Regions from separate parts of the Homo sapiens genome. Here region 2 is linked to region 1. Evidence: chromatin contacts called from ENCODE Hi-C or POLR2A ChIA-PET data. All regions are on one chromosome and are shown on one strand. Each heading gives the region's core, a stretch centred on a gene start or an enhancer-like site at or near the end of the contact. The rest is flanking DNA. Distances are from core to core; before and after follow the strand shown.

Region 1 (3,176 bases), core at 445-2,944:
TCAAGCAGTCCTCCTGCCTTGGCCTCCCAAAGTGCTGGGATTATAGGCATTATAGGCATGAGCCACCATGTCCAACCTGAATCTGTTGTTTCTTAAGGATAAAGGAATGGCATGTCTTTGAGTCTACAGTGATTTGCATATAACTGGCACTCAATAAATGATTGTTGAATCAAATTGGACACCATATCAGTATTGATAAATATTTAGAGACAAGGTCTCAATTTGTTGCCCAGGCTGGAGTGCACTGATGCAATCATAGTCACTTACCGGGTTCCTTTAGCTATATTAACTCAGCGGCTTATTTAGCCTGCTTTTGAAAAAGACCACCTTTGGCTGTAGCAGATTTATAATTATTTCCTTTCAACATGACTTCTAGCTGTCTCTGCACCCTGGTTATCTAGAACACAAGTGGTCTAAATCCTCAAGTGGCTCTAACAATGGTAGATATTGGGGGAGCTGCTTCATATAGCACAAATCTGTTTACTGGGAAGTCGCTGGTTCAGCATCTCATGGTTCATCCCTCTCTGATTAGCTTCCTGGCCCATATTCCCTTGGATTAGGAGTTTGGTGGGATCCTTAGCCATAACATTCTTGAGTTGCAGAGAATGTGTATCTCAGATCCCATTTTCAGAAATGTCCTTGCTGTAGATAACAGACAGTTACCTACTTGTATCTTGAGAAATAGTAGTGTAAGAGAAAGAAGATTGGTCTGAATACTGGTTAGAATATAAATATGTTCTAATCCTGGTTTTACTATTAGGTAACTGAAACTTTAGGTGCATTATTTGATACCTCTTCCTAATCTTCAAAGATATTAGACTAATTCTCATAGATTCTATGATTTTATGATTAACGGAGTATGAGATCCTTTTTAAAATCCAGATGGCAAGGGCAAGCAGAGCAGATGTTGCCTGACACTTACAGGAGAACGCCCTGGATAAGAGTGCCTTAATCACACGGACTGGGTCTCACTTGTGTGGGAATACCATGGGTCCCATAAGGACTGAACTGGACTAGAAATGAGAACACCCTGGATATGAGTGCCTTAATCACATGGGGTGGGTCTCACTTGTGTTGGAATACCATGGGTACAATAAGGACTGAACTGAACTAGAAATGAGGATAATGATACCTTCCCCACTTTCTTGAAGGAATGGAATAAGCTAAGTTGAAATATCTTTGAAAATCTATATAGCATTATCTCTATAGATGCTATTTTTAATCAAGGAGAAGGTGTTTAGATATAATTCTTCCATGGCAAATTATAAATATACCATCTTTAATGTACTGGATACTTATCTTTGCGTTGTTTTTTTCAGTGGTGATAATGGCTTTGCATTGAATCATTTATAGTCTTTCCACCAGTTCTTCTCGGGATAAATAGCATACATTTGAAAGATCGGTAATTTTGAGAAGGCTGCATGAGACCATGAAACAAAGCAAAGCTGACTAGCCTAAGCTGAACTCCAGTCCATGACTCATCACTAGTTTGTCTAATCATTTAGGATAGCAAACTAAGCATAGGCTTATGTATGACAGGAATGCAAAATCCCAGGTTGAATTTTTGGGCCCCAAATTTCATGAAGTATCAATGTGATAAATCTTTCTCTTTACCACTTCCTCCCCGCTAAAACAATTGCAGAAGTATGCATTGGGCCTAGCAGCAGTACGTGTGGCTGAATTAGGGGTATTGAGTTGACTAGAAGCTCAATGTGAGTCAACAGTGTGTGTGGCTGCCAAAAAAAGCTGATATAATCTTAGGTTGCATTATGAGAAGTATAGTGTGCAGAACACAAGGAAGATGACTATCTCATTCTGTTCTGTGCTGACCAGAGCACACCTGAAATTAATCTAGCTCTGGGATAGCTACACGACATATAGATCATCTTGAATATGCAGAAAAGAGAGATCTAACAGCAACAACAACAACAAAATGTTAAAGGCACTTGGAACATATATTTAGCAAAACAAGGCAAACAAACTCAGGAAGGATATTGTCACTTCATTCAGATTTCTGAAGGGGCCACATATAAGAGGTTTTTATTTGTTCCACATGTCCCTAAGGAGAGGAGCTGGAGTCAATGGATAGAAACTAAGGGAGGAGGCCAGGCGTGCTAGCTCACGCCTGTAATCCCAGCACTTTGGGAGGCCGAGGCGGGTAGATCATGAGGTCAGGAGTTCAAGACCAACCTGGCCAACATGGTGAAACCCCGTCACTACTAAAAATACAAAAATTAGCTGGGCATGTTGGCATGTGCCTGTAATCCCAGCTACTTGGGAGGCTGAGGCGGGAGAATTGCTTGAGCCAGGACCCGGGAGGCAGAGGTAGCAGTGAGTAGCAGTGGGCTGAGATCGTGCCACTGCACTCCAGCCTGGGCTACAGAGCAAGACTCTGTCTCAAGAAACTTAGGGAGGATATTTCAGGCCAATACAGTTATTTTCATTGGGTGATATAAAAAAAAATGAAATAGGCAGTCTCTGCAAGTGATGAGTTCTCATTCAGGGTGTTCAGGTACGGTCCAGATGACCACTTGGTGGGAGTGTTGTAGAAGATAGTCAGTCATCAGATGGGTAGTTGAATTACAGTCTGTGATTTCTGTATATTGCTGTAATATGAACCAAGAAAACCTTAGGGATGTCAAATCCAAAGAACCATAAATAAGCCAAAGAACGATACAAGACAGCCTGGTATTTGATGAAGTAAAAGTCAGTAACTGTGAGTTTACTGAAGAGCCAGATGATGGGAAGATTTTATTATTAACTTTTTTAAAAGTATGTTTGGTTGGATTTGGTTTAAAGGAAACACTTTATTGCAAGAGTATTTGGACCCTAGTTTCTGGAACCTAATGGTGAAAAGAGTTCTGGTCCCAGAATCTGGGGATGAAACAACTACCTCATGGTTGCAAAGAGCAATTTCAAATTGGAAGTGGTTGTATCTGGAGAATCGTAAGGGGACAAAAATCGATGGGGGTTAAGAGGTCAAATAGGTACACAGCCCGGGGCGAAACAAGTGTGTAGAAAGAATTATGTATTTGTTAAGTTAGGCCAAACAGACTTATGTTCTATACTTCACCATCTGCAGATAATTGGCATCTTAAAATACTTTATACTGAAGCTAAGTAGATTGTGTACTCTGAGAAGCTATAAGGTATACTAATGATTCATTGTGGAGGGCT
Region 2 (3,176 bases), core at 325-2,824, 510 kb before region 1:
CAGATGAACACCACCTGCCCTCACTTCTCCCAGATGCCAATTTTATCCAGCATAATCACCAGTTAGTTCAGAGGACACTGTGGTCAGGGGATGACATGCAGGAGTAGCAGCTGGGTGCCCCCAGTCTCCTCCCCTTGTCTGTATCCCTCTGTACAACTGTTCAGAACAGGGACTTCCAGAGCCAGTCATCTCCATCTGTACTAGCTGTGTGACCTTGGGCAACTCACTCTACCTCTCTGAGCCTCATCTTCCTCATCTATAAAATGGAAGCAAGGGTAGGTACTTCACATGCTTTTGTGAGGATTAAATGAGATCACATACATGAAGTGCTTAGCATAATGCCAATGGTCAACACCTACATCAGTAATTGTCCTCATAACCGTATTATTATTAATCATTGAAAGAGACTGGGGGTGGGCATGGTGGCTCATGCCTATAATCCCAGCACTTTGGGAGGCCAAGGCAGTGGACTGCTTGAGCTCAGGAGTTGGAGACCATCCTGGGCAACGTGGCGAAACCCAGTCTCTACAGAGAATACAAAAACGATTAGCCAGACATGGTAGCTCCTGCCTGTAGTCCCAACTACTAGGGAGGCTGAGGTAGGAGGATCGCTTGAGCCAGGGAGGTTGAGGCTGCAGTGAGTCATGACTGCACCACTGCACTCCAGCCTGGGCGAGAGTGAGACCCTGCCCCTGCCAAGAAAAAAAAAAAAAACCTTGGCCGGGCGCAGTGGCTCACGCCTATAATCCCAGCACTTTGGGAGGCCAAGGTGGGCAGATCACGAGGTCAGGAGATCGAGACCATCCTGGCTAACATGGCGAAACCCTGTCTCTACTAAAAAAATACAAAAAATTAGCCAGGCATGGTGGCGGGCACTTGTAGTCCCAGCTACTCAGGAGGCTGAGGCAGGAGAATGGCGTGAACCCGGGAGGCGGAGCTTGCAGTGAGCTGAGATCGCGCCACTGCACTCCAGCCTGGGTGAGAGAGCGAGATTCTGTCTCAAATTAAAAAAAAAAAAAAAAACCTAACATACAAACAGAGACGGGATGAGGCAGGAGCCTGGAGTTAGGCTGCACAGCTTCTGCACAAATGCAGGAACGTGGCTGGAAAGCAGGAGGAGGAACAGGCCTTGTCTCCCATCCCAAGGGGATAGAGTGGACCCCTCGCCCCAACTCCATCCCAAAAGATGCAAGGAAGCAAAGAGGCCTGGAAAGTGTATACAGCAGGTGCTCAGGATACAACAGCTCTGACGATGATACAGTTCATTCTTAAAAGGGGACCCCAAGAAAATGACCTCTCTGGGCTCAGAGATCCTTACATGCCTAAAGAGTCGCCTTTCTGCAAACAGCCCTGGATCTCAGGCAGAAGCAGGAACAGGGAAGCCACTCCTTTGTCAGAGCCTCTGACCTCATGCGCTGGTTCACCTGAGCCACGGTCGCCCTCTGCCTGCTGGAGCCAGCCAGGTCCTCACAAGAGGTGTGCCACCCCAGGCACCACAGGGTGCCTGGGAAGAGCCTACTCTGTCATACCAAACACTGTTGGACTCCACCCAAATCCTCTCAGCACTAGTGGATAACTTTCTGTTGCTGGGGGATAAATACCCCAGCTACCTAGCACTCAAGTCGGATAATTTAATGGCATGTTCTATAGGCTCCCAGAGGTCCCCAGCACAGCTGAGCCCCAGCTGTTCCCCAAGGTAACCTGCTCCTTATCTCACCCTAATGGTACACTGCCACCCAAATAAACTGCTTGCCTTTGCACCCTTGACTTAGGCTCTGCTTCTGGGGGAACCCAACCTATGACACCACTCTTTCCTAGAATCACTGACTCACAATAGAAGGACTGGCTTGGAAAACAAGTTCCCTCCTAAGGTGTCGTGACACAGTGGGGAGACACACCCCATTTTGAAATGTGTCAGCAAACCACTGACTACCAAGATGATGAGGTTGTAACACTTGCACTTGCTGAATTTTTTTTTTTCTCTTCTGAGACGGGAGTTTTGTTCTTGTTGCCTAGGTTGGAGTGCAATGGCGTGATCTTGGCTCACTGCAACCTCCACCTGCTGGGTTCAAGCGATTCTCCTGCCTCAGTCTCCTGAGTAGCTGGGATTACAGGCGCCCTCTACCATGCCCGGCTAATTTTTTTGTATTTGTAGCAGAGACAGGGTTTCACCATGTTGGCCAGGCTGGTCTCGAACTCCTGACCTCAAGTGATCCAACTGCCTTGGCTCCCAAAGTGCTGGGATTACAAGCGAGAGCCACCATACCCGGCTGCACTTGCTGAATTTTTAAAAGTTGCTCTTTTTCCAATTTTTCCAAAAGATGATATTGACCTATTATGTGCCATACTCCATGTTTGGTGATAGAGCAATGTGGATAAACTCACAATTTCCTGTTTACGTGGAGTTTAGAGCAGGTGGAAGGTGGAAAAGACAGGCAATGGATAAGCCATGCACCAAGACAAAGACAGTAGCATGTGACAAGGGAGGTGATGGGAACAGGGTTTGTGATGTGAATAGCAGCTGGGCTGCACAAATTGGGTGATCAGGAAGGATTCCTGGAGGAGGTGACCTATCAGCTGAATGACCTACAGTCAGAGGGAGCCGGCCAAGGGAAAGCCATGAGGTCTAGAGTCAGAAAAGAGCTTGGGGCATGGAAGGAACAGAAATTTCTGCTTGCACAGCTGGAGTAGAGTGAAGGGAAGTATCATGGGCTGACTTTGGAGAGAAGACAACGGACAGGGTCTTGCAGGACTCTGAGGCCATCTATGAGAGTGTGTCTGGGGCTCTCCCAGAATCACCTTCCTCACCCTGCCTCCCTAGCACTCCAACCTGCTTTCCTGAGTGGGAGAGGGTGGAGTTACCGCCTGCCTGCCAGGAGCCTCACTGAGTCTCCCACTCCCGGTGGGGGGACAGCATCTCACATGTCAGCATCCTCCGTCTGGTGCATCCAGGTGATAACTGCTGGCTTCAAGGCAGATTAGAGGGAAAGGCAGAGAGGGCGGCTTCGAGATCAGCACCTGGCAACTGGGAGTCTGAGTCAGGAGACAGCTTTGGTTGGTAGTCCACAGTGCGCAGACTCAAATTCAAATCCTACCTCTATGAGCATGGGTAAGTTTCTTAACTTCCCAAACCTCAGTTTCCCCACCTCTCAGATGGGTTAAACCTATCTGCTTTG

The links. A loop is a pair of places that touch in the nucleus more often than their neighbours do. ChIA-PET counts read pairs that join two places held with the same protein, here RNA polymerase II (POLR2A). Pooled maps may share reads with other maps.
Region 2: a pooled map shows a loop between it and region 1 (13-fold over the local background). The contact joins two enhancer-like sites. A Hi-C loop is called at or near these places in 1 of 50 pooled maps. POLR2A ChIA-PET finds 5 or more read pairs at or near these places in 2 of 52 experiments (GM12878 and activated naive CD8-positive, alpha-beta T cell).

Annotation. Positions count from the first base shown.
Region 1 is chr22:24,485,154-24,488,329 of GRCh38, reverse strand. The region is part of intron 1 of ADORA2A-AS1 (ADORA2A antisense RNA 1); the gene reads left to right. Among named protein-coding and RNA genes, the nearest start is that of ADORA2A-AS1, 8.3 kb to the left of the region's middle. Within about 2 kb of position 1,694, at least 3 of the 41 ENCODE cell types and tissues checked have a DNase peak (open chromatin) inside an H3K27ac peak, as active enhancers do.
Region 2 is chr22:24,992,894-24,996,069 of GRCh38, reverse strand. All of the region lies in intron 1 of KIAA1671, which reads right to left. Among named protein-coding and RNA genes, the nearest start is that of KIAA1671, 42 kb to the right of the region's middle. RefSeq lists an enhancer at 689-1,286. Within about 2 kb of position 1,574, at least 8 of the 41 ENCODE cell types and tissues checked have a DNase peak (open chromatin) inside an H3K27ac peak, as active enhancers do.